3 separate regions of the Homo sapiens genome follow, and all the other regions are linked to region 3. A link is an interaction called in ENCODE POLR2A ChIA-PET data of the cell type or tissue named here. Cell type or tissue: GM12878. All regions are shown on one strand. Each heading gives the region's core, and the rest is flanking DNA. Links, peaks and the distances in the headings are about the cores only.

What was found. ChIA-PET counts read pairs that join two places held together with the same protein. Peaks named below come from ENCODE experiments on the same cell type or tissue, not always from the same donor. Only the 100,000 strongest peaks of a DNase experiment are listed, where the experiment ranks them.
Region 1: POLR2A ChIA-PET joins it to region 3 with 5 read pairs; 2 of 35 experiments call an interaction of 5 or more read pairs at or near these places.
Region 2: POLR2A ChIA-PET joins it to region 3 with 5 read pairs; 15 of 35 experiments call an interaction of 5 or more read pairs at or near these places.

What each region holds. Positions count from the first base shown.
Region 1 is chr9:133,966,598-133,971,597 of GRCh38, forward strand. The region is part of intron 1 of VAV2 (vav guanine nucleotide exchange factor 2); the gene reads right to left. Among named protein-coding and RNA genes, the nearest start is that of VAV2, 23 kb to the right of the region's middle. RefSeq lists enhancers at 3,448-4,332, 4,333-5,000. In GM12878, for the core only: no CTCF peak of the experiment used is centred there; no DNase peak of the experiment used is centred there; H3K27ac peaks cover 593 bases.
Region 2 is chr9:134,124,356-134,134,567 of GRCh38, forward strand. It overlaps WDR5-DT (WDR5 divergent transcript), which reads right to left. Exons shown (of 2, transcript NR_186420.1): 2 at 7,095-8,118. Among named protein-coding and RNA genes, the nearest start is that of WDR5-DT, 6.5 kb to the right of the region's middle. RefSeq lists enhancers at 1,746-2,627, 2,628-3,509, 4,550-5,395, 5,396-6,239, 7,958-8,527. In GM12878, for the core only: no CTCF peak of the experiment used is centred there; no DNase peak of the experiment used is centred there; H3K27me3 peaks cover 308 bases.
Region 3 is chr9:134,054,769-134,064,980 of GRCh38, forward strand. The region is part of intron 1 of BRD3 (bromodomain containing 3); the gene reads right to left. It overlaps LOC100130548 (a long non-coding RNA gene), which reads left to right. Exons shown (of 3, transcript NR_135126.1): 2 at 1,882-1,946; 3 at 2,194-4,037. Among named protein-coding and RNA genes, the nearest start is that of BRD3, 8.2 kb to the right of the region's middle. RefSeq lists enhancers at 4,845-5,586, 5,391-5,440, 5,461-5,640, 7,821-8,732. In GM12878, for the core only: no CTCF peak of the experiment used is centred there; a DNase peak (open chromatin) is centred at 5,463.

The DNA.
Region 1 (5,000 bases), core at 1-5,000, 91 kb before region 3:
TGGGGGCTGAGGTGAATCACTTGAGCCTAGGAGGTAGAGGCTGCAGTGAGCTGTGATCACACCACTGCACTCCAGCCAGGTGACAGAGCAAGATCCTGACTCAAAAAACATAAAAAATTTAAAACTTTAAAAAAAAAAAGTCAACTTAATAGCAGGGCCGAGCACGATGGCTCATGCCTGTAATCCCAGCACTCTGGGAGGCCGTGGCGGGCAGATCACTTGAGGTCAAGAGTTTGAGACCAGCCTGGCCAACACCGTAAACCCTGTCTCTACTAAAAATACAAAAAATCAGTTGGGCTTGGTGGCGGGCGCCTGCAATCCCAGCTACTTGGGAGGCTGAGGCAGGAGAATTGCTTGAACCCAGGAGGCAGAGGTGGCAGTAAGCCAAGATTGCACCACTGCACTCCAGCCTAGGTGACTGAGCAAGACTTTGTCTCAAAAAAAAAAAAAAAAAGCAAATAGTAATGATAATAATAATAATCTGATTTTTAAACGGGTAAATAATCTGTTATTAAGACATTTCTCAAAAGACATACAAATGGCCAACGGGCATGTGAAAAAATGCTCAACATCACTAATCATCACAGGAATGCAAGCCAAAACCACAACGAGATACCATCTCACCCCAGTTATAATAGCTATTATCAACAAGAAATCAACAGATGCTGGCAAGGATGTGGAGAAAGGGGAACACTAGTACACTGCTGGTCAGAACGTAGACTAATACAGCCACTATAGGAAACAGTACAGAGGGTCCTCAAAAAACTAAAAAGAGATCTGCCTGATCCAGCAATCCTACCACCAGGCATGTAAACAAAAGAAAGGAAATCAGTGTTTGAGATATATCTGCACTCCCACCTTTACCGTAGCACTATTCACAATCAACCTAAATATCAGTGAATGAATGGATAAAGAAAATGTGACATATATACACAATAGAATACTATTCAGCCATGAAAAAGAATAAAATCCTGTCATTGCAGCAATGTGGATGGAACTAGAGGTCATTGTTAAGTGAAAAAAGCCAGACACAGAAAGCTAAATATCATATGGGCCGGGTGCAGTGGCTCACACCTATAATCCCAGCACTTTAGGAGGCCTAGGCTGGTGGATCACTTGAGGCCAGGAGTTTGAGACCAGCCCGCCCAACGTGGTGAAACCCCATCTCCTACTAAAAATACAAAAATTAGCCGGATGTGGTGGTGTGCACCTGTAGTACCAGCTACTCAGGAGGCTGAGGCAGGAGAATGGCTTGAACCCACGAGGTGGAGGTCGCAGTGAGCCAAGATCACACCACTGCACTCCAGCCTGGGCAACAGAGGAAGACTCTATAACCAAAAAAAAAAAAAAAAAAAAAAAACCTAAATATCATATGATGTCTCTCTCATATGTTAAAGCTAAAAAAGTTGACCTCATGGAGGGACAGAGTGGAATGATGGACATCAGAGACTGGGTGGGGCGACAGGAAAGTGAAGAGAGATTGGTTAATGGGGGCAAACATGCAATTAGACAGGAACGAGTCCTAGTGCTCAGAAGCACGGCAGGAGGATTACAGTTAACGATAACTTCTTGCATATTTCAAAATAACTAGAAGAGAGGACGTGAAATGTTCCCAACACAAAGAAATGCCACATGTTTGGGATCATGGGCATCCTAATGACCCTCATTTCATCATTACACACGGTATATGTGTATTAAAGTGTCACACATACCCCATAAACAATGGCATATGTGTATCAAAGTGTCACACATACCCCATAAACAACGTACAATTATTATGTACCAATTAAATAAATAAATAATACATTTGAAAAGGTTGTGGGGGGGAAAAACACCACCAAAAGGCAAGAGAGGCTCAGAGATGCAGTTGTCAAAGCTCTGGTACCACCCATGCACCAGGCAACATGAAGAGGAAGAGAAACGCGCTCGGGGCCAGTCCCATGGTCCCCAGGGTCCCTACCCATGGGGCCATCCCCGGGGGCCTGGACAGAGCTGCCGGTCCTCTAGAGCCTACACGACCCGGGCTCTGGGGCTGCCTGGGGACATCCTCCAGCCACACACTGACCCATCACAGAGCCTTGTAGCCGGGAGAGAGAGCCACCATCGGCCTCTGCCTCTCGTGCAGCTTCAGACCATGGCACTGTCCTCTGTCAGCCCTGGGCTCACTCCTGGGACCTGCCGGGGTAGGGCCCTGTCCCCAGCTCAGATCTGGAGGGTGTCTCGAGACCCCCGGCTGGCTGGCTCAGCGGCTCGCGACAGCACAGCCACCCTCGGTTGCAGCAAATGTGCCTCACTGAGAACCACCACGAGGCTATTTCCCGATTAAAGCTTTAACAGATCAATAGCAATAAGTGAGTCCCCCAAAAATCAATCTAAGGCAGTGCCCTTTTCTAAGAAAAACCACTCTTTCCACAGGCAAAAACCACTTAAAAATAAGAGACAACTGTTTTGGGTTTTGAGGCAGTTTGGCCGGGTGTCGGTGAAAGCCGTCTAGTTGCCTGAGATGAATCCCACATGCCGGGATTCACACTTCCCCCGAGAGCTGGATTCCACCGTGCCCGCCGGGCCTGCGAGGACGAGAGCTGGATTCCACCGTGCCCGCCGGGCCTGCGAGGACGAGCCTCTGCACCTGCTTCCCTCCTGCCGGATGAACTGCGGCTTCTCACGGCTGCGCTGCTGGCATGGTAGAGAATACAACGAACAGGGAAGGAGGGAGGATCTGGAATTCAGTCTGTGCCAATCAGACGTCTCTCTCCAGGGATCTGACAGTGCCAGAGGCTGCTAAGTTTGGTCACTCCCAGGCTGGGGCCAGACCCACCAAGACCACTGACCTCCCACCTTCAAGTCCAGCAAACCTGGACACCAACCAGCATCAGCACCACTGAGACAAGAAGCCTGAGGCCAACCAGGGAACCTCAGGGGTGGAGCTGAAACACCCCAACCCTGACCAGAGCGGATTCCAGGAAGGCTGCTGGGAGAACCCAGACATCCCTGCAACCTTGGCCAGTGGGGGACTTGAACCCCTAGGGCCAACTCCAGATGAGCCCCACTGTCCATCGCACTGCTCAAGCCTGACCCCAGAGCACCCTCTTCATCACCCAAGTCCAATCCACCCCAAGCCCACCCACTCCTCCTGCGCTCCAGCGGGGCCGTCCATCTCTCTCCATTCCCACTTCTCTCCCCACCCCCCAGCCTGGACACCCCCATCTGCCTCTGCCCCAGCCTCTGGGGCTCCAGGCCTCCCTCTCCAGGTGTCCCTGTAGTGCAGACACAGTGGAGCTTTCCAAAGCCAAATCTGAGCACGCCACATCTGCACCAACCCTGCCCAGGGTTCCCTGGCACACCCAGGATGAAGCCGGCCCTGCCTCCCTGCAGCCTTCAAGGCAGTGACTCAGAGTTCCTGCCACCCCCCAGACGTGCAGGGTGGTCTGCACCCCCTGGCCTCAGCACCCGCTGCTCCTGCCATCCTGGTCCTCCACCCTCCCTGCCCACTCAACAGCTCCCACAATGGCCACACTCCTCCCGCTCCCCTCAGACTCTGCAGGACTCCTTGAAGGAGAGACCGAGTCTCAACCATCTCTCCCTTGCCCCAAGGGCCAATCACTCACAAGTGCCAGGTCCTCAGCTCCCTGGGCACAGGAAGGCCTGGGGAAGGGCCCCACCCGATGACCCCACACAGCAAGCGATGTGAGGAAAACCCCCGCCCGCCATGTCTTGAAAATACAAGTCTCGTAAAAAGGCAGTTTCCCAAGCGGAGGCTGGGGGATGGCACCACGTTCGGTGCTTGCTGGGAGCCAGGGACCTTGGCCCACACGAGGCCACCGAGGCTCACGGGACCTCACCAGACCTCACCTGACCACCCCCACAGCCCGTTCTACAGAGGAGCCCACAGAGGCGTGGCAGTGGCGATCACGAGGCTGTCCACGGCACCCACAGCCCTGTGGTTGGTGTACCTGGTCCCTTTGACAGACACATGTGGGGCTGCAGAGATGGAGGTGGCTCCTTCCCTGGGCCCAGCCTTGCTGGCCCAGCACCTCCAACTTCGAAGCCCAGCCCCAGCCTCTGGCCTAGCTACCAACAAGAAAGCTGCCTCTCCTCAGGCCCCAGGGGCAGGCAGCAGAAAGCCTCGGGCCTGTCACCTGCCCCACAGCCTCTCGTGTCAAATGGTCTCGTCTGTCCATCTGCAGGGCAGCCCTGAACTAGCAGGCCACTCCTCAATCACAGTAAATGCAAACGGCTTCTGTACTCTTGCTTTAATCTACAGCCTGGCTCTCCCTGGTTAACAGATGTTTCGTTTAAGCAGCTAAATTACCACAAAATACACCCAAAGAGATGACAGGCCAATTTCTCCCAAGGTTCATTTGCATGAGAAGGGAATGGTGTGTGAAAATTCTATCTTTTCCTTTTTGAAATAAAAAATATATATATATTACAGGTGCAAGTCACAGTATCTCAGGAGCCCGCGGTGCCTCCTGCGGGGAGTGGGGACACCAAGGTCTGGACCGGGAAGCCCCGGGTTCCACTCCCACCATCGCTTCCCCCAACGAAGTCAGGCAGAGTCCGTGTGCCCTCTGACCCTCAGTCTCCAAAGCTTGCAGATGGAACAGTCGTAACTGCTGCTGTGAGGCCTGTCGGGGGCAGGGAAAGCCCTCTGGGGGTCAGACCCACTTGGCCCCTCGGTGTTTAACTGATCCTGATCGTCACCATCTGGGTCGCCACGGCAGCCCAGGGGCAGCCGCAAGCAGGCACCGTGGGACCGGTGACTCCACTGTGCCCCAGGAACCCAGGAGGGGGCCACATGTTCTACGCCAATGACTCTCTAGCCTAGAAACTGTCCTGGCCAGGCCCACGGCCCACACACACACAGAGGGGCAGCCCAGGAGCCAGCCCACCCCTCCCAGGCCACCAGACGGCAACACCAGAGAAAGGCTGGGGGGCCTGAGCTGCTCCACTGGGGAGGTGAGTCGTGACTGTGACACTGGCCTCCTGCCCAGGCCACC
Region 2 (10,212 bases), core at 2,596-7,595, 70 kb after region 3:
GGGCATGGTGGCGGGCGCCTGTAGTCCCAGCTACTTGGGAGGCTGAGGCTGGAGAATGGCGTGAACCCAGGAGGTGGAGCTTGCAGTGAGCCGAGATTGTGCCACTACACTCCAGTCTGGGTGACAGAGCAAGACTCCATCTCGGAAAAAAAAAAAAAAGAACTGTACCTGGCTGGTCACATTGGCTCACACCTGTAATCGCGACATCTTGGGATGCTGAGGTGGGAGGATTGCTTGAGTCCAAGAGTTCAAGACCAGACCGGGCAACATAGGGAGAGCCCTGTCTCTACTAAAAATAAAAAATTAGCTGGGTGCGGTGACATGCACCTGTGCTTCCAGCTACTCAGGAGGCTGAGGCAGGAGAATTGCTTGAGCCTGAGGGGTTGAGGCTACAGTGAGCTATGATCACACCACCACACTCTAGCCAGGATGACGAAATGAAACTTTGTCTCAAAAAGTAAATAAATAAAAACTGTACCTTTGGCTGGGAAATGGTGGCTCACGTCTGTAATCCCAGCATTTTGGGAGGCCGAGGTGGGTGGGTCACCTGGGGTGAGTTCGAGACCAGCCTGGCCAACATGATGAAATCCCATCTCTACTAAAAATACAAAAAATTAGCTGGGCGTCGTGGCAGGCACCTGTAATCCCAGCTACTCGGGAGGCTGAGGCAGGAGAATTGCTTGAACCCAGGAGGCGGAGGTTGCGGTGAGCCAAAACCGCACCACTGCACTCCAGCCTGGGCAACAAGAGGGAAACTCCATCTAAAAAAAAACAAAACTGTACCTTTGAGGGCTTGCCGAGTCTAGCCCCCTTATTGCATAAGAATCCTTAAAACCCCAGACGGGTTGGGCTTCCCATTTTACAGCAGAGGAAACTGAGGTGTAGGGAGGTGCCTAGGTGTGTCTGACTCTAAGCTAAACACATGTTTTTAACCCCTGTGCAGTTCAGAGTCTCGTAAACCTCTGGCTCCATGTTCTCGTCAGGATCCCTCTGCTGAGAGCTCAGCGCAGGTGGCAGGGCTGGACACAGGAGATGGGGACGAGGCCCATGCTGTAGAAGGGGCAGATCTGGGATCTCACCCTAGACAGACCATCCAATGGGAAGGGTCCGGGATTGCGGGACAGAAAGAGGAGACAAGAGAGCCAGGCTAGCAGCGCCCAGATGGACAGACACGTAGTCTCTGGGTGCGTTGCTGGAGGAGCATCCCACGATGGCTGGAACTGTCTGGATGCTGTGCCAGGCAGGCCAAAGTGGCCAGTCACATCGCAGCTGCTCTCAGCTCCTCTCGGCCACCACGGGCTCTGCTGAAGTGGCAGCCCTGAGCCGGGACACTCCCCACTCCCAACAGACATAGCTGGCGAGGAGGGCACTGCCTATAGGTGGCCTCCACAGGCTTGTGTGGGATCCCACACTGCAAGATTCTCCCTCAGGAAGGGAATCTGGGGACCCTGGAGAGACTGAGGCCCTTGAGGGATGAGCCGAGGCTGGAGGAGGGGATGAGGCTGTGCGGGCAGTGTAGTCCCAGGACCATGGCTGGCTCAGCGCCAGAGGAAGGAAAGGCTGGGAAGGAGGCGCTGAGACTTGAGCCGAGGGGAGAGCCAGAGAAGGGGAGGGGAGGCTGTGAGGATGGACTTGCATCCAGGTCACATTGGGCTGGGCCCAGAGCAGTTTCTCCAAGTGTGGCCAGGAGCTTACAGGTGGCTGTTTAGAACTACAGATTCTGGTCTGGTGTGGTGGCTCCCGCTTGTAATCCCAGCACTTTGGGTGGGTGGATCACGAGGTCAAGAGATGGAGACCATCTTGGCTAACATGGTGAAACCCCCCTCTACTACAAATACAAAAATTAGCTGGGCGTGGTGGCACATGCCTCTAATCCCAGCTAGTCCGGAGGCTGAGGCAGGAGAATTGCTTGAACCTGGGAGGTGGAGGTTGCGGTGAGTCGAGATCACGCCATTGCACTCCAGAGGAGGTGACAGAGTGAGACTCCATCTCAAAAAAAAAGAACTACAGATTCCTGGGCTCCTCCCCAGACCTACCGGGGGGCCGGGGAACCTGCATTCCACCAGCTCCCCAGGTCATTCTGTTGCATCCTGAAGTCTGAGAGGCACTTTGCCTAAGTGAGGAGCCCGGAAACGTGGCCCAGCCCGTCTGCAGCGACTTTTGCAAGGGTTCCCTCTGCTGCTGCCCTTCACCGCTTCCCGCAGGTCCTGCTCTCACCCGACTGGCCTAAAGCTCACAGTGTCTCTGCCTCTCACAAACAGCCCTGCAGGGCGGGACCCTGCCCACACCACCCGCCTCGTTTGGGGTGAAAGGCAGAGCCTGCAGAGACAAGTGTGTCCAGGCCCCTCCGAGACCCGGTCAGCCTTTGGGCACTGGGGTCCAAGTTAGGGTCCATCCTTCTACACTGCTACCCCCAAATGATGTTATTTTATTTTATTTTTTTATTTTTTTTGAGACGGAGTCTCGCTCTGTCGCCCAGGCTGGAGTGGAGTGGCGCCATCTCGGCTCACTGCAAGCTCCGCCTCCTGGGTTCACGCATTCTCTTGCCTCAGCCTCCCGAATACCTGGGACTTCAGGTGCCTGCCACCACGCCCGGCTGATTTTTTGTATTTTTAGTAGAGATGAGGTTTCACCATGTTAGCCAGGATGGTCTCGATCTCCTGACCTCGTGATCCTCCCGCCTTGGCCTCCCAAAGTGCTGGGATTACAGGCGTGAGCCACTGCACCTGGCCAGGATGGTTTCTTTCATCCTTGGGCCTCCCTGACCTTCCCCAGCTTGGCACGAGGCAAAGGCCTCCAAGTCGGCCCAGTGTGGGTGGCTGGTCTCTGTGCCAGCTCAGCTGTCTCCTGGCTTCACGTCAAGGAGGGCTGTGAGCATCCCCCACCCACCTTGTCTGCATCGTTCGCCCACCCTTCCCTGTAGCATGCTGGGTGGGGGTGGGGGTCAGCCCTACGCATACCCACCTCTCTGGCTGGATCTCCCCTGTGCCTCCAGCCTCACCCCACTGCCCCCACGCCCTGGCCTTTGCTGACACAGCCCGTCCTCACCCCAGAGGCCTGTGTGGTGCCTGCAGGGCAGCCTGGCTTTTCTGGCGCCTCTGGTTGAACACCACCCAGGAAGGGTCCCTTGATTTTCCACCAACTCGTCAGCATGGCCTTCCATTCCAGAACCTGGCACTGCATCCTGCAACTGTTGCCTGCGGGTCCGGCTCCCCCAGATGGAGCCCTCCCTGAGGGCAGGTACCAGGTGGGCCTGCTTCAGACCCACGACACCTGGCAGTACCTATATAAACACCACTCCAGGGATGCGGGTGACGAGGTGAGGGGTGGGAACTGGGTTGATGGGAGAGATTTGTAGTGGTCTAGCAGCCCTGTGTATCACTCTTCTATTGTGGAAAATGAAGGAGGCTTGTTATTTCTTTCATCGCAAAGGCAGGACACCTGCCTGAAGAGCATCGGTGCTCCCCAGGGAGAACTGAGAGACCCCCCCCCGCCCCCACTTTCTTTTGTGTGTGTGTGTGTGTGAGACAGAGTCTCGCTCTGTCGCCCAGGCTGCAATGCAGTGGCACGATCTCGGCTCACTACAACCTCCGCCTCCCAGGTTCAAACAATTCTCATGCCTCAGCCTCCCGAGTAGTTGGGAGTACAGGCCCCTGCCACCACGCACGGCTATTTTTTGTATTTTTAGTAGAGACAGGGTTTCACCATGTTGGTCAGGCTGGTCTCAAACTCCTGACCTCAGGTGCTCCGCCTGCCTCGGCCTCCCAAAGTGCTGGGATTACAGGCGTGAGCCACCGCTCCTGGCCTTGGTCCTTCCTACTTTCATTCCTTGTGGGCTCCTGTGGAACCATTTCTTCTGCACCCTCCAAAGCCTACCTTCCTCCCCGCATCTGGCTTTGTTTTACAAAACTGGTCATTCTGTGCCCCTTCTCCCATTGCTTGTTTCTCCCTCTTAACAACATGTCGCTGCCGTTGCTCTGTGGCAGGACTACCCAAGCTACCTTATCCTTTTGGCGGCCGTGGACTGTTCCAGAATCCGGATGTCCCATGGCGTATTTACCTATTCCTCTACAGATGGACATTTGTCTCCAATGAGTTCATCATTATAAATACTGCTGCCACGGACATCCTGGGGCAGCCTCAGGCCCTTCTGCAGGTGTCTCTGAAGGAAAGATTCCTGGGAGGGAACTCACAAAGGGTTGTATATTCTAAATGGGCACTGGGGCCAGTGCTGTAATCCCAGAACTTTAGGAGGCTGACGTGGGAGGATACCTTGAGGCCAGGAGTTTGAGACCAGCCTGGGCAACACAGTAAAACCCCATCTCTACAAAAAATTTAAAAAGTTAGCCGGGCATGGTGGTGCACACCTGTAGTTCCAGCTCGTCGAGAGACTGAGGCAGGAGGATCACCTGCACCCCGGGGGATCGAGGCTGCAGTGAGGTGTGACCGTGCCACTGCACCCCAGCTTGGGCAACAGAGTGAGACTTCATCTCCAATAAACAAACCCACAGGCACTTGGGGTCCATCTTTTATTTCTGTCTTAGAAACCACGGTTGTGATTCAAATGACCTCCACGCTCTGGTAGTCCCTGCCTCTCTGGTTTCCGACAGCTTTAACATGAGACCCCAAGATGAGGAACTCAATGTCTGAGGTCAGAACTATCCAGGACCAGCCATGTCCTATGGACTGCACCTCCTCTGCCCGAATTCGAGCCTGCCCACCCTTCCCATAGCCCACCGTGCTGAGATCGGCCCCATGTGCCTGCCTGCCTGCCTCTAGCCGCTGGAGGCGTGGTGGGGTGGCTGCTCCCTGCCTCCAAGGCTGTCCCCCAAGCTCTGTTGGCCACTGGAAGACAGCTGGGAGTAGGGCCCAGGCTGACCGCCTTGGAGAAGCCTCTTCTGCCGCATTCGTGGAGATGCTCAGGCCTTAGCTGGTTTTGTGGGGAGTTAAAGACCGCAGAGGTATAGGGCAGGGGTGGGCAGATGGAGGGGCCGCGAGGGTCCTTGGGGGAGCCAGGAAGGAAGGGAGGTGCTGGGAGCCAGAGACCAGGCCAAGGCCTCCACCTGAGCCCGAGCCTCTCCTCTGCGTCAGCTTTCCTATTTCAGGCAGCTGCTCCCCGCCTAGGGAATTCTCCGCGAGCTGTGGAAAATGCAGCGGGGCGGGCCCTGCGTCTGTGGCTTTTTCCTCTCTTCCTCAGCTACCGCCCCAGGGCCCGGCCTTCAGTGCCTCGGGCTGGCGAGGGCCGCCCCCCTCAAGGCTGGTACGCGCTCGCCTAATCCCACGTCACCTCTTTCCTTAGGTTACTTATCCCCGTGGAGAGTGTGCTGCCTCTTAACCAAGTCAGGGAGCGCTTCTATTTTATCCCAAAGAAACACTTCATCACTGTGAAATCCCAGAAACAATGGGAACGGGCAGCGGGGCTAAAGTGCAGCTGGGGGCGCAGGAGGGAAGGAACTGGGAGCGGGTGTCGGCGTGGAGGGCGGACCACAGAGCTGCTGTGGGGACAGCCGCTCAGGGATGATGTCCACACTTAGGGCCGGTATGACTTCCAGGAACACGTGGCTCCTACGGAGGTCTGCAGAGCAGGGGCAAGCCCCAGCCTGTATGTACTTGGCTGTGTGACATTGGGCAGGTCACTGAGGCTCTCTGGGCCCCTCATTTTCCTCATCTACCAGAGCGTGGAGGTCTTTTAAATCATTTTCCTCATCTGTAAAGATCAGAATAGCTCCCACGTTTGGGACTGAATGAGGTGGTATCTAAAGTTCTTAGGTGGGCCGGGCGTGGTGGCTCACACCTGTAATCCCAGCACTTTGGGAGGCCGAGGTGGGGAGATCACCTGAGGTCAGGAGTTCAAGACCAGCCTGGACAACATGGTGAAACCCCGTCTCTACTAAAAATACAAAAATTAGCCGGGGGAGGTGGTGCAGGCCTGTAATCCCAGCTACTCGGGAGGCTGAGGCAGGAGAATCACGTGAACCCAGGAGGCGGAGGTTACAGTGAGCTGAGATCACACCACTGCACTCCAGCCTGGGCAACAAAGCGAGACTCTGTCTTAAAAATAAAAATAAAGATAAAAATAGGCTGGGCGCAGTGGCTCACGCCTGTAATCCCAGCACTTTGGGAGGCCGAGGCAGGTGGATCACGAGGTCAGGAGATGGAGATCATCCTGGCTAACACAGTGAAACCCTGTCTCTACTAAACTACAAAAAATTAGCCGGGTGTGGTGGCACGCGCCTGTAGTCCCAGCTACTCCGGAGGCTGAGGCAGGAGAATGGAGTGAACCTGGGAGGTGGAGCTTGCAGTGAGCCGAGATGGCGCCCCTGCACTCCAGCCTGGGCGACAGAGCCAGACTCCGTCTCAAAAATAAATAAATAAATAAATAAATAAATAAGTAAATAAATAAAAATAAATGAAGTCCTTAGGTGGGTGACAGGCACACAGTAGGCACTCAGGAATAACAGCTGTGGTGGTTTTTAATAGCTCGGACAGATGGAAATAGTTTGGTATGATGGGGAAGCACGGGTGGAGTACTACTAGCAGCTGCATATAGAGCCCTTAAAAAATGACTCCTACAAACCACCACTGCACTAGCCACACTCCTCCCACCCGGCCCTGTCAAACAAAACTAAACAAAACAAACTAAAGCCTTTGAAAAATCGCCTTGGCTCTTTGGGCCTCTGATTTCCACCTGGTCTGTCCCAGGAGCTGTATCTTTCACAGTGGTCTTTGCCGGGACCCTCTGTAACCAGTGGGATTATGCTGCCGCCACCAGCACCACCGAGAACCCGAGGTGGGGAGGGGATTTGCAGACTGCGCCAGGTGCAGCCTGGCTTTGGAAACAAGGGTCGCATTCCTGGAATTCTGGCTGGGAGATCCGCCCAGCTTGGCCTGACCCAAACTGGTGCCTGCATGGCTTCTGGGCACGCGCAGCTGAGCTCCCAGCACCACCTGGGGGAAGAGGGGGGCCGTCCCCGGGGACACCCTGGCCTGGAGTGGAGTGGAAGGTGGGGCAGGCAGACAGTCATAGGGACTTTTAAGCAAGTTTAACAGGTTTAAATCCCAACAGGAAGTGGAAGAGAACATGCCACCATTCATTCATTGTGAGGGTCTTTATTGAGCACCTGCTGTGTGTCCCTCCTGGCAGGCACCGAGGTGGACAGGGTGTCCCTCTCTCATGAGCCCACAGTAGCGAGGGAGGTGGACAAGGGAGCGGCCCCTGGTGAGGGTCAGGATGCTGGCAAGGATGGAGGGGCCTTAAGGAAGGGACAACCCAGGCGATCAACCATCCGGATTTCTTTGGGATTGAGGGGCTGCCAGGGGCAGGGACTCCGGTTCTGGAACTGGGGCTGTGCCAGTCAAAGTGGAGTGTTGTCACTGCAGACAGGGGCAATCTAGAGGGGCCACCTTAGAGGATGGCCAGGGGAGCGGACGTGATGAATGGAGAACGAGGCTGGTGGGAAGGAGAACGGAGTGGAAGGAGAGAATTTGACACAAGGAAGAAACCACACAGTCCGTGTCAACAAGATGGGCTCCTCTGTCTACCCTGCTCTTTCTGTACCAGGGAGCTAAGGCCGGGGGAAGAAGAGAAGGACAGTGGTATAGTGAGGACTGGAAGTGGCTTTCTGGATACCTGGGTTGAGCGTGGCCAATCAGCATAAAGCTGTCAGGTGAAGGCCCACAGGGCCCTGATGGGCCCCTGTGGAGATCCTGGGGATGGGGGATGGTGACATGAATCCCCCAACTGGCTGTCCTGGCATAGTTACCAGGGGAAAAGGAATTTAACATAAAATCCCACTGACCTGGGCTGGCAGGGAGCCATAGGATCTCCAGGCAGCAGCAACAGCTCCCTGCACAGTGGCCAGGTTGAGGTGGCCCACAAGCCTGGAAATCTGGTCAGCAGCTCCGGGAAACCCTGGGTCCTGGGCATTGCCCCGTCCCTCGGCTTCCTCCACCTTCCCGAATCAACTGCCATCGGAATCCGCTGCCCCCCAAAGCTCTGGGCTGGCCATGAAGGGGCCAGTGCTTCCGGGCTGCCTGCTTCGAGGACACCAGCACTCCTGCCACGGGCCATTCGTCCATCGCTGCCAGTGGCCCTCCCTCTCAGGGTTCGGCAGTCCACTGTCCCCGAGGAAATACTAGTTACTAGGTGACGACACGGTTCCTAAAACAGGCTGGTGTTCTGCATTCAGCCCTGCTGCAACCTCAGAGCCGTGCTGCCTGCTCCTGATCCCAGAGGTGCCGTCTCTGAAGAGGCCACCCCTGGAAGCGCTGTCCTGCCTAGAGTCAGGGCTCACTTCCCTGGTTATGCCCACTAGCTGTGGGTCCTTGGGCAGCTTCTCAACCTCTCTGAGCCTTGGTTTCCTCATTGTAAAAAGGAGATAATAAAGGCATCACGTCACAGGCTTGTTGGGAGGGTGCAAGGAGGTACTAAATGTGACAAACTGAATACAGTGTTGGGTGCACAAGTGCTCCTCAGTGCTACATGTCACCCCCAACCTCCTGGGCCAAGTGCCCAGAGTGCTGTGATGAGGGTCAGACTCAACTCAGCCAGACCCAGGGGACACTGACCCAGGAATTACAATGGAAGATGTTTTCACTGTGGAGGAGCTGGGGGCCGGAAGACTTGCCACGTTTAGGGAGGCCCAAGTGGACACTGGCTGGTTGGGGGTGCCCTGGGGAGGAGAGACTGGTGGAGGGACCTGGGCCAGCGGGGAGGGTGGCCAGCAGGCCTGGACTGTTGGGCTGATCAGAGATCCTTGAGTGCAGGTGGGGAGAAACCTTCTAGAAATGTTTGTTTGTTTGTTTATTTATTTATTTATGAGACAGAGTCTCGCTCTGTTGCCAGGCTGGAGTGCAGTGGTGCAATCTCAGCTCACTGCAACCTCCACCTCCTGGGTTCAAGTGATTCTCCTGCCTCAGCCTCCCGAGTAGCTGGGACTACAGGCACCCATCACCATGCCTGGCTAATTGGTATTTTCAGTAGAGATGGGGTTTCGCTATGTTGACCAGGATGGTTTTGATCTCTTGTTCTTGTGATCTGCCCACCTTGGCTTCTCAAAGTGCTGGGATTACAGGCGTGAGCCACTGTGCCTGGCCAAAATGTTGTATTTATAAAAATTGTTTAGAGAAGGCTGGGCGTGATGGCTCACGCCTGTAATCCCAGCACTTTGGAGGCCAAGGCGGGTGGATCACCTGAGGTTAGGAGTTTGAGACCAGCCTGACCAACATGGTGAAACCCCATCTCTACTGAAAATACAAAATTAGCTGGGCGTGGTGGCGCATGCCTGTAATCCCAGCTACTCGGGAGGCTGAGGCAGGAGACTTGCTTGAACTCGGGAGGCCAAGGTTGTGGTGATCACCCCATTGCACTCCAGCCTGGGCAACAAGAGCAAACTCCGTCTCAAAAAAAAAAAAAAAAAAAAAAAAGAGAAAATCCTCTAACCCCATTCAGCAATTTTTGCAATCCACCCCTGCCTGCAGTCATAGCTAAAATTCTGAAACCATATAACGCCAGCAAGGAAGAGAATTTAACAAAGGCAAGTAATTTGCTTTACTAAGTTTTAAATCCTCTTATATCCTACCAAACAGTTGTCAGCCTCAGGAAAAAATATGGCAGGTGAAAATAGAAGAGAAAATAAGAATCACAGAAGAGGAACAAACACGATGGAGATTTTCAGAACATTAACTAGGCTTTGGCCACCAGCAGTGACTTAGTAAATGGAACTGTTTCTCTGAACATCTTTTTTATTTTTTTGAGACGGAGTTTTGCTCTTGTTGCCCAGGCTGGAGTGCAATGGTGCGATCTCGGCTCACTGCAACCTCTTTCCTGGGTTCCAGCGATTCTCCTTGCCTCAGCCTCAGCCTCAGGTGATCCCGACCTCAGGTGATCCACTCGCCTCAGCCTCCCAAAGTGCTGGGATTACAGGCGTGAGCCGCCGCGCCCGGCCGGATTTTCTCATTTTTACTAGAAGGTTCTATCTCCTGGGGGTGGGGTGAGGTGGTGAGACCAATTCACCTGGAAGTGGAAGCTGGGAACTTGGTTTGAGTTCTGAGGGTTCTGGGGTCTCGCCCCTTATCTTGCTTTGCCTGGAGGGCTGAAGGGCTGGAAATATTTTTGTTTTGGGGCTGGAACCAGGACTGCAGTTTGGGAGCCGGTGCTAGGTTGGAAGAGGAGGCGGGGTCTGGTAAGCACTTTAGCCGAATTGAGCAGTG
Region 3 (10,212 bases), core at 2,621-7,620:
CGGTGGGCAGTTACACCACAGCCATGGGCAAATGCTGCAAACCAGGACCCCCTCCCCAAGCTGGATGCTCAATGTCGTCAGCACCCTGCGTGTAACCTCACTTCCTCCCACCCCACCCCAGAGAGGAAAGGGCTTCAAACTACACGCAACACAGCTCACCCACCAAGCATGCCAGCACGAGAGAACGTGCCCCGTCTCTGGGGCGCCCACCTGTGCCAGGGCCTCATCCAGGGAAGCCCCTCACACCCACCCTCTTCTATGCCCTCCTGAGGTGAGCGGGTGCCTCTCCACCTCACCGACCCGGTGCTCACAGCCCCAGGCTGCAACCCTGGTGCGGAGGGCAGCCCCAGGCCAAAGCGTGGCAGCACTGCCCCTCGCCACCACCACTTGCAAGGATTTCCATGAAGCCCTCCCAGCAGGGCTCCCTGCTCTGCCCCGCAAGGACCGCCTAGCCCGCACCGCAGGGTGATCCTGTTAAAACCAAGTCGGATCAAGTCACCGGTCTGCTCAAAACCTCCCAGGGGCTCCACGTGACTCAGAGTGAAAGCGAGTCCTGCCCCACCCTGGTTGGTGGGGCCTGGGGTGACCGAGTCCTGAGACCTGTGTCCTGTCTCCTGTGACTTGCGGCCCTCCCTCAAGGCCTGGACAGCAGCAGGCTCCTGCCCTTCCAAGGCCTCCAGGTAGCTCCCAGAACACCCTTCCTGCTGGGCCCCCAGGCAGCACAGACACTGGGGCCAGCCACACGGCCTGGTCCTTCCACTTCCCCACGAGGCTCCTGAGGGTGGAGGAGTCAGGCACAGAGAGAGCTCACGCCAGTTATGGGCACCAAGCACCACACGCAGCTCCGCTGAGACTGCCGGGCAGCACCCTGACAGAAGGCCCAGGCTGTGCTGCTGCTGCCTCCCAGGGCCCAGATGTCAGCTCCCAGGTGTCGGTCAGGTGGGGACATTCCCAGTATCCACTGCTGCTGCACAGGCCCAGAGCCAGGAAATGGGGCTGAAACTGACCTTTGGGGATGTGGGGGTGGTCAGGGCACAAAGGAAGGCTCCCAGGCTGCAGGCCAGCTTCCTCCAAGCATGAGGATGGACGGTCACAGCTCAACATGGGGGCCTGCTTATGCTGCCGTCAGGATCCCACGCCTGGCCAGATCAGGCCCTCTAAGCCACCCACTTCCAACCACCTGACCACTGTTTCAAACCGGAGACTGAGAAGGAGCCCAGCTCCAGCCATGGACACCGGAGTGCATGCCTCGTCCTGGGTGGGGAGGGCAGCCCCGCCCGGCCATGGACTGTGAGCTTGAGCAAGGCAGAAGGAGGGGCGCCCCAGGCTCTGCTTGGCACCAGCCCACGAGCCACGGCAGAGCCGTCCAAGGCCCAGCCCAGAAGCCCTCTTGCTGCTGCCAGGGAAATCCCGGCCAATGTGGTTAAAGCTCTGGGGCTGCACCTGGTGCCAGCATGTGCTCACTGAATGCCAGTGGTCACTACAGGCCCTGAGGGTGCAGTTTGCCTCCAGCTCCGCTACCTGGCAGAAACACACCAACCCCAACAAGACCTGGAAGGCTGAGGGGTGCAGTATAAAAAGCCCCTGGCACACACGGGCAGGCGACTGCCCCACCCTCGGTGGTGAGGCATGGTGATCTCACCTCTCCTCTCCTGGAACACAAACCCTGCCCTCTGAGACACCTACACCCCACACACTCAGATTTTGCAAAAACTCGAGGACAACACGATGCCATGATAAGTGGCCCTGCCTCCCCCAGAAGCCCTTGGCATAGAAGCGGAGCCCCCAGGCAGCCTGGCACCAGCCAGTGGGAGGGGCAGGGAGGGAGGGCAGCCAGAGGGCAAAGGGGTGGCATCCCCCTCAAGCCCCCTCCGCTACCAGGTACTGGGACCCACCACCTGGCAAGGACCACGCCGGGCAGGAGGAGACCAGGAGGCGACAGTCAGGTGAGAGCCCGGGGTGACCCCTCCCTGTGGGAGAATGTGCAGTTCCCAGAGTCCCAGTGGGGAGGGAGGGCTGAGACGGGCTCAGTGCCTCAGGTCCCCGTCCACAGCACATTCACACCATGTCATCCCCTCTGGGGCCGAGGGCTGGTCCCGTCTGCAGACACCTTCCCTCCAAGCACAGTGGGTGGACAGGCTAGAGCCACAGCCAGGGCCTGGCTCTGCCACCCTCAGTGTCTCAACTGTCCAGACAGAGAAGCTGAAGAAACCAGAAGGCGTCTGTGCAAGAGAGCCCCACACAGACACTGGAAAGAACCAGGGCAACCTGCAGACCAACTCGAAAGACCTCCCCTAGGGCGACGGAAATGAGATGAGGCAAACAGCTTCCCGACCAGAGCCCATGCACCTTCCACGTCTGTGCAGGGAGCTCGGGGCCACATCCCGAGATGGGAAAGACAACTGAGGCTTCCACAAAGAAATTACAATGAAACAGACACTGGCCAGGCCAGCTGAAAATCAGTGATGGACTACGGTCCAAATCAACGTGGAGGTTCCAACAAGAGAAGGACGGTGGTGGGGTCACCCTACCCCAGCCTGCGAGTGCCCCAGAGGGTGCACAAGCAGGACAGCCACCCTGTTGCAGAGTGTGGTGCTTTCACACCATGTTCACCCCACCTCAGCCCTCTGGCCCAGACGTCGGTGGCTCCTCTGCCAGGTGAGGTGAGGTGAGGTGAGGTGGGAGCAGACAGTGGAGAAACACCACAAACAGCACAGGTGGTCGGCCAGGGCCACGAGCCCTTCAGCTCACCGATGCCGAGACCCCACAATCCCCACAACAAACCTGCAAGGTCAGAATAATTGCGCACGTGTACGGACGACTAAGCTGAGGCCCCTTCCTCCTTCACCTCCGGAATGCCACCTGAGCGCAAAGGCTTTGGGACACAAAGCACTCAGCAGTCGGCAGTGGAGGCACAGCCCAGGATCAAGACCCTGGGCTTCCTGTCCCAGGCTCCTCAACCTGCAGGCGGCCACACAGCAAGAAGACCCTGGGAAGTTAAAGAACGAGGCGCTCCTGCTTCCCCCACCCTCAACGGCCAGCAAGGACACAAAGGCAGCCCAGGGCAGGGCCAGCCGCCAGCCACAAGGCCCCTCCAGAACCCAAGGTCCAGTGGAGACTCTGAAAGGGCTGATTGCAGGGCCCCCACGGGGTCCACACACCAGACACAGAGGCCCATGCAGAAAGGCGGTAAGGGGCCCCCCTGGGGTCTGCACACCCGACACAGAGGCCCTGCGAGAGGGAGGCATGGAGCGCCCGCGGTGTCGGCACACCAGGATTCACAGCCCGGCTCTCCACCCCCAGCTGACCTCGCTGTGAAGAGATGGTTTGTGCTGAGAGCTTAGCAAGGCCGTCGTCTACCGAGTGCTTCCCACCACAGCCCATGCGCAGGCATGAGAGTCATGCCTCCCGCAGGCCACAGCTTCACTCATGCAAGGACATTCTGGGGGCCGGGACGTCCTAGCCAGTGGCTAGAACTGGGTGTGACCATGGGCCCCCTTGGCTGGGGAGAAAAGGAGGTGCCCCTAGATCCCAAGTCCCCTGGGGCCGCAGCAAAGGGAGGAGGACCTTGCATCACTCCAGGGTGCCACGTGGACGAACAGAGGTAACATTGGGAGTGTGGCTGGCAGTGTTGGACATTCAGAACATGTCTGCCCAAAACAAACATGGCCTTCGCTTCTCCCAGCTCCCAGAAACAAAGTAAACAGAAGGATCACGTCTGGACACCAGGGACCAGCCCCTGTTACATCCCTGTCCCCCCCAGGCCAGAGCCTGACCACTCCGTGTCACCTGCCTCTACTCCTGTAGTGACTGTCAACTTTTTGGATTTCAGAAAGCCAAACCAGCAAGGGAAGCCTTTTCCCGGGGGGTAGAGGTGTCTCTCCTACACACACCCCTACCCCAGGGTCTGAGATGACATCCCAAATCAAACCCGGTATTCTGCAGAGATACACAAAGGTTCAAACTACAGACAGCCTTGTATCAGCTGTAAAGGGGGGCCAGATTTTGCTGCAAAAGAAAAAACCCAGTATCCCCTCGCTCAGCCCACTGTGTCACCAAGAGGGAGGGTGGGCGGCTGGCCGAAGAGGGCTCCATTTTATAGTCCAGGAAGGGGTGGCCTGGGCCCCACAGCTGGTGGGGCAGTGGCACTGGATCTGAAGCAAAGCTGGGCACTGGAGGCTGTGCCTTGGGCCGGTGTGCTGGCAGCGCCTGCTGGAGGAGCCAAGGGGCACTGATTCAACACTGACTGTATTTCCGGAACCAGAGTTAGTATTGGGGGTATGGTGGCGTTGTGGTTACAATCTTTCAAAAGTCCTCATCTTTCAGAGATTTGGACTGAAAGTTCTATGAATGAAATGTGTCTGGAATCTGCTTCATGATAATGTGGGGGGTGAAAATGAGTGGGGTCTGGAAGAAACGGGCCAGCCCAGAGCTGCCCCCGCCCGCGGAAGCTGCTCAGAGGGAAGAGGGTGCACCTCCCTTCTCCCCGGGCCCCCAGCACCCCGTTCCTCAACACACACTCTGCATCCTGCGTCCTCACAGCAACTGTGGGGTCCAGGGTTCTGCCTTGCACCCACTCTCCACCTTCATGCGATGGGGAATAAGCCGACGGGACTCCTGTGAGGAAGTGGGGCAGGGGTGGGGCAGATGGACTCAGGTGGAGTGACTCGGGCTGGAGGAAGGCAGCGGTGCCAGAGACCCCAGTGCCTTAAAGTCTAGACACGAGACACACAAAACCTTCGTGCCGCAATCCCTCCTTCACCCCTCGCAGCTGCCCTGCGGGAATGTGCAGCAGAAGGGGGTGTGGTCTCCTGGGGGTAAACCCTTGCTCCTTTTCTTGGGGAACAGGGGGGCCCCACACCACAGGGACCCTGGACACTGGAGGGGCTGGAAGCCTGTCTGCTAAAATGTGAACCGAGAAGGGTCTGTGAGCATGTACAGTGCAGGAAGAACTCATTTCACCACTCAGCCCTCCAGTGGTGAAGGGGCTCCCACACAGCCTGCTGGCAGCCACCTCGCTCCAGGGGGCTCTTTGCTGTGCGGGCAAGGCCCCCTCAGGAAGGCAGCCTGGCCATCAGCAGCCTGTCGCAGCAGCAGCAGCAGCCTTGTCCTCAGCAAACGCACTCCATCCCTGGGACCATGGCAGGGAAGCGGTGGGTCCTTGGGGGACAGGCCTGGGGAGCCAGATGTGCCACTGCTGCTCTCCCCTGGGCACTGCAGGACAGGGATGGAGCTCTGTCTCCCAGAGGAGGGGGCGGAGGCTCAGAGACCCTCCCTGGGGTCCACCTCCCCGGGTCTCCCACTCAGCTGCCCACAAAGCCCATGCTAGAGAGCCCACAGGCACTGCCTGCCGGGCCCAGCAGAGACAGAGGCAGAGGCCACCCTTGCCAGTCGGGTAAAAGTCGGAGTGAGCAGGCAGCCTGCCTTAGACACAAGAGGATCCGAAACTGCCCAGAGAGGAAACTCAGACAAACCACAAAAGTCCTCGAACGCCAAGCGAAAACCCAGCAGTGAGTGGGTCTGGTGAAATCCTCAAGAAAGACCCAGGCCATGCGCAGTGACTCAGGCCTGTGACCCCAGCACCTTGGGAGGGGCAGGAGAATCCCCTGAAACCAGGAGTTCGAGACCAGCCTGGGCAACATAGTAAGGCCCTGATTCTACGAAAATTTAAAAAAATTAGCCAGGCCTGGTGGTGCACCTAGAATCCCAGCTATTCAGGAGGCTGAGGTGGGAGGATCACTTGAGCCTGGGAGTTTGAGGATACAGTCAGCTGTGATCGCACTGCTGCACTCCAGCCTGGATGTCAGAGCAAGACCCTGACACACACACACACACACACACACACACACACACGATCTGGAATGCCATGGAGATTTCCAAAGTAGCCAGCGGGGAGAGGGCAGTGGCCAGGCTCCCCTAACACTGACTAGCCCCCTTCCTGGGTCCCACTCATGCCCCATCCAAGAGAGGCTCTGTGCTGGACATGGAAGGAATGTTGGTGAGGTGGCCCGAATCCTACCTATCCTCACCCTTGCTGTGTGGCCCCAGGCAGGCCCACCTCTGGCCCTGAAGCTGTGGGTGGCCCCCTGAACCCTTCCCAAGGTCCCTGGACTCTGCCTTCCTCTCCATAGGGCACAGGAGGACCTGAATGAAAAGCAGAAATTCAGCCCCCTTTAGGCTGGCCCAGCCCAGAATTCATCAGAAAAGATGCTGAGTCCAGGGCTGTTTCAGGGCTGTGGACAAACAGGGAGGGAATGGGAATCTGTCCAGTTGCCACCAAAGAAAACACCCAGAAATGCCAGTAGCAGTCTCCCTGACCCCTCCTGCCATTCCATGGCCCTCTTGGGGAGCAGAGACCCAGAGGGGCAGGAGCAGGCATGTCGCCTGGGCAGCACAGCAGCCTAGCCTTCAGGCACTCCACAGAGGGAGGACAGAGGGGTGCTGCCTCCAATGCCACACCCTGGGGCAAACCAGCCAAGGGGCAGCGGCTGGACCATGGGGGCATCTCCAGCCTGGCCTGGGCCCAGAGCAAAAAGTCCTTATTTGGGGTCCAGGGATGGGGAGTCCCAGCTTTCAGCAAACAGGCAGGGTTGGGAGGACAGCTTACCAAGGCCATTCCAGCTATAGCATGAGTCTGGAGGAGCAGTGGCAGGGAGGGGCAGGGCTACATAGCTCTGCAGGGGCTCAACCAGACCTGCCAGCTAAAGGGTGGGAGACAGGAGCACTGGAACCAAGGGTGGGGGTGCTGGAGGAAGCTAGGGGAGGCCTTTCCCAGGGGCTCCCCATTCCCCATGGGTCTCCAGCCCTGGAATTTCCATAGCTCTGGGCCTCTGTACCTGTGTCCCTGACTGGATGGCCCCCACTGGGGCACTCCAGCCCGTCTCCTGGACTCTGTCCTGCGTCAGTGGGGGTCAGATGAGCCCCATCTTCCATAAGTGGAGGGGACGCTCAGAGGTGAAGGGGCACAACGTCGCCCAGGCAGAGAAGGCCAGAGCCAGCTTGAACAAAGCTGGACATCCATGCCAGACTCACCGCCAACACCCCACAGCCCCAGAATTCTCGGGATAATGCTGGGAGCAGTGCTGTGATCGGCTGTGGCAGGAGGGAGCTGAGTCTGTGAGAAGGGATCCCAGCCTGCTGCCCCCACAGCCCCATCTAACCCGGCCAACCTAGCACCTGTCCCCAGGCGGCCAGAGGGGCCTCCCCAGCCCACGTGGTGACCAGCGGCCACCCTCCAGGACTCGGGAAACTGGATCTGTCAGGGCAGGGCTGCCTTCAGTGACAGACGGAGCCAACTGCTTCCTTCTATGGAGCCAGGGGAGAAGTCGGGGGTTGGGGGCCCCCTGTAGCCCTGGAGGAGCCCTGGGGAGGGCAGCTGGGCATCGTGGGCCCCACCCAAGCAGGCACGGCCAGCCCTGGCGCCTACTCCCCAGGGGAATCTGCCCAGTGCTGTGAGCCCCCCATGCACAGCGCACCTGCTCTCCTGCAGCTGCCTGGCCGCCTGGAGGGCCCGGCTCTACAGGCCCAGCCCTGTCCCGGGGCGCTTCAGCAGACTGGTGGGGCTATCCTGGGGCATGGCCCCAGACACGCTGGGCAGGTGCAGCTGCCAGCGCTGCCTCTCCCGTGACTGTCCCCTGCACCCCACAGTTCTCCCCACTCTGCACCCACCAGTGCCTTCTAGACCTAAGACCTCATATGCCTCCTGCTTTCTGAACCCAGGGCCTGTGCTTCTCCATGGCCCCACGGCCCTGGGTGAGCGGCCTCTCTGAAGGTTTCCCTTCCTGCCATGACGCCCCCACAGCCTTCTGGCCACAACCCGTCACCTCTTCCAAGCTCCGTCCCTACCCGCCTCTCTACCCACTCCTCGAATAGAGAGGACTCAAAGGACGCTCTACCCCCGTGGGACCCTCATGAGGCGCGTGAGGAGGCCCGACCCTCCACACATGCTGGGAACGAGGAAGTTGGCCCCACAGACACTGGTCAGGCCCTCCCAACCCCAGGCCACCGCCACGTAGTCAGGGTCTCCCACGGGTCTGGGAAGGGCAGGAGAGCCACGACTCAGGCAGGGGACTCTCTTCAGAGGGGCAGTGAGTGAGGACAGCACCTGGCCCTTTAGAGGGAAGGAGACACCGTGCTCTTAGAGGGACACAGCCTCAGGGTCAGGCCCTGGTGCTCCGCACTTCCTAAAACAAAGCTGCGGCAGGCCCACCTAGCATCCATCTGTCTGCTCCATCTCCTCTCAGCCGGCCTGACAAGAACCAAACTCACAAAACACCCCGGCCCCAGGAGACAGGCCTGGCCTCACTGCTGTCCCACTCAGCCATGCCGAGCCAGGACAAGGGGCCAGCAGGGCCGCAGCTCTCAGACCATCCCCTTGGTTATTTCGTCTATGTTCTCTGCTCACCCCCAACCACAAATGCCGAGGACTGCAGGACGCCCCCAGGCCTGTTGCCGGGACAGACCGGAGGCAGAGCTAAGAGCAAAGCGTGGGCATGCAGCACATCTGTCTGTGAGTCCACAGCCCACGGAGCCACCGTGCTTGACCCTTGCCTCCTACCCAGCCCCTGGTACCAGCGAGGGCCTGGTCAGCATACCCAGGGCTCTGTCCTGTGGTGTGGGCAGATGGGGGCGGGTGGCACCCTGGACCCGCAGGCTCACACAGCTGCCCCTTTGCACATTTTGCTCCTTGTGGGATTGTCAGGCCAAGGCTCCAGTGACGCATGGCACAGGGAGGGCATCCTCTCAGCCGCTTATAGTAGATTCTTCCTTCTGCCACATGACAGGTTATAGCTACAATACTCAGCACTCCTGCAGGGGCCGGGCACCTCACACAGATGCATCTGTGCCTCATCTCGGTCAGTGCTCACACGGAGGCTAAGGCCGTCCCGCCCCAGAGTCCCACAGCTCCCAGGTACCGACTCTTAGTCCCAGGTCCTCACAGGTGCACTGAGGGCACTCCCTCTGCCCCAGACTCCAGGCCTGGCCAGCAGCCGCCTCTGCAGATCACACCCGAGTCCACTGGGTGCTTTGCAAAATGCTGCAGCTGGTTATCAAGCCACACTCAGAAAGATCCAGCCGGCGACTCCTGAACATCACTGCACCCTCAGCGGGACACTTTTCCAAGTGGCTGGAAAAGTTGTCTCCCACAATACCGGATTAACTTCTGACGAACTCAGTACCTTGGGGGCCTGCGGCAAGGAGGGGGGCGGGGGCATGTTCCACGCCCCATCTTCCCAACACCAGGCTCCGAAGGCCCTGTGAGGAGGCAGCCTGCGAACTGACTCTCAGGGAACAGCCACAGACTGGTGCGAGACGCAGACAGCCAACAGCACGGACACAACAGGGTCCGAGCCTCCAGCCACACGCACAGGTCCTGGCTCCACTGCGAGCTCAATCAGGAGTGGCCAGAAGACTTACAATTTAAACCACCAACAGGTGAATGGCCCAAAGTGACACTTTCTCTTTAAAAGAGCTCTCGGTCAGGCATGGTGGCTCACACCTGTAATCTCAGCACTTTGGGAGGCTGAGATGGGTGGATCACCTGAGGTCAGGAGTTCAAGACCAGCCCGGCCAACATGGCGAAACCCCATCTTTACTAAAAAATTAAAAAAAATTAAAAAAAATAGCCAGGCGTGGTGGCGGGCACCTGTAATCCCAGCTACTTGGCAGGCTGAGCCAGGGAGAATTGCTTGAACCCAGGAGGTGGAGGTTGCAGTGAAGGGAAATCATGCCATTACACACCAGCCTGGGCAACAGAGTGATACTCTGTCTCAAAATAAGTAAATAAATAAATGAGCTCTCAAGCATCTTGGCCGAGCATGGTGGCTCACGCTTGTAATCCCAGCACTTCAGGAGGCAGAGACGGGTGGGTCACTCACGGCCAAGAGTTTGAGACCAGCCTGGCCAACATGGTGAAACGCCATCTCTACTAAAAATACAAACAAACAAACAAATAAGCAAGCCCTCAAGCCTCTCAGATGGCAGGAGCCCAGGAACCAGAGCAGGGAGGCCCGGGCACAGGGGCCCATGATGTCTGTGCCCATGATTTCACAGGAAGGAGAATAGGCAAAGAAAACCCTATGCTCCGCCACCAGCTGGGCACCTCTACAAGGTGGCAGTACCAACAAAAACACAGGAGCAAGGCCATTCTTGGCAAACGCTGACCCAAATGCACCTGGCACCCCATCATGCTTTGCTACCTGTGCATCTCTT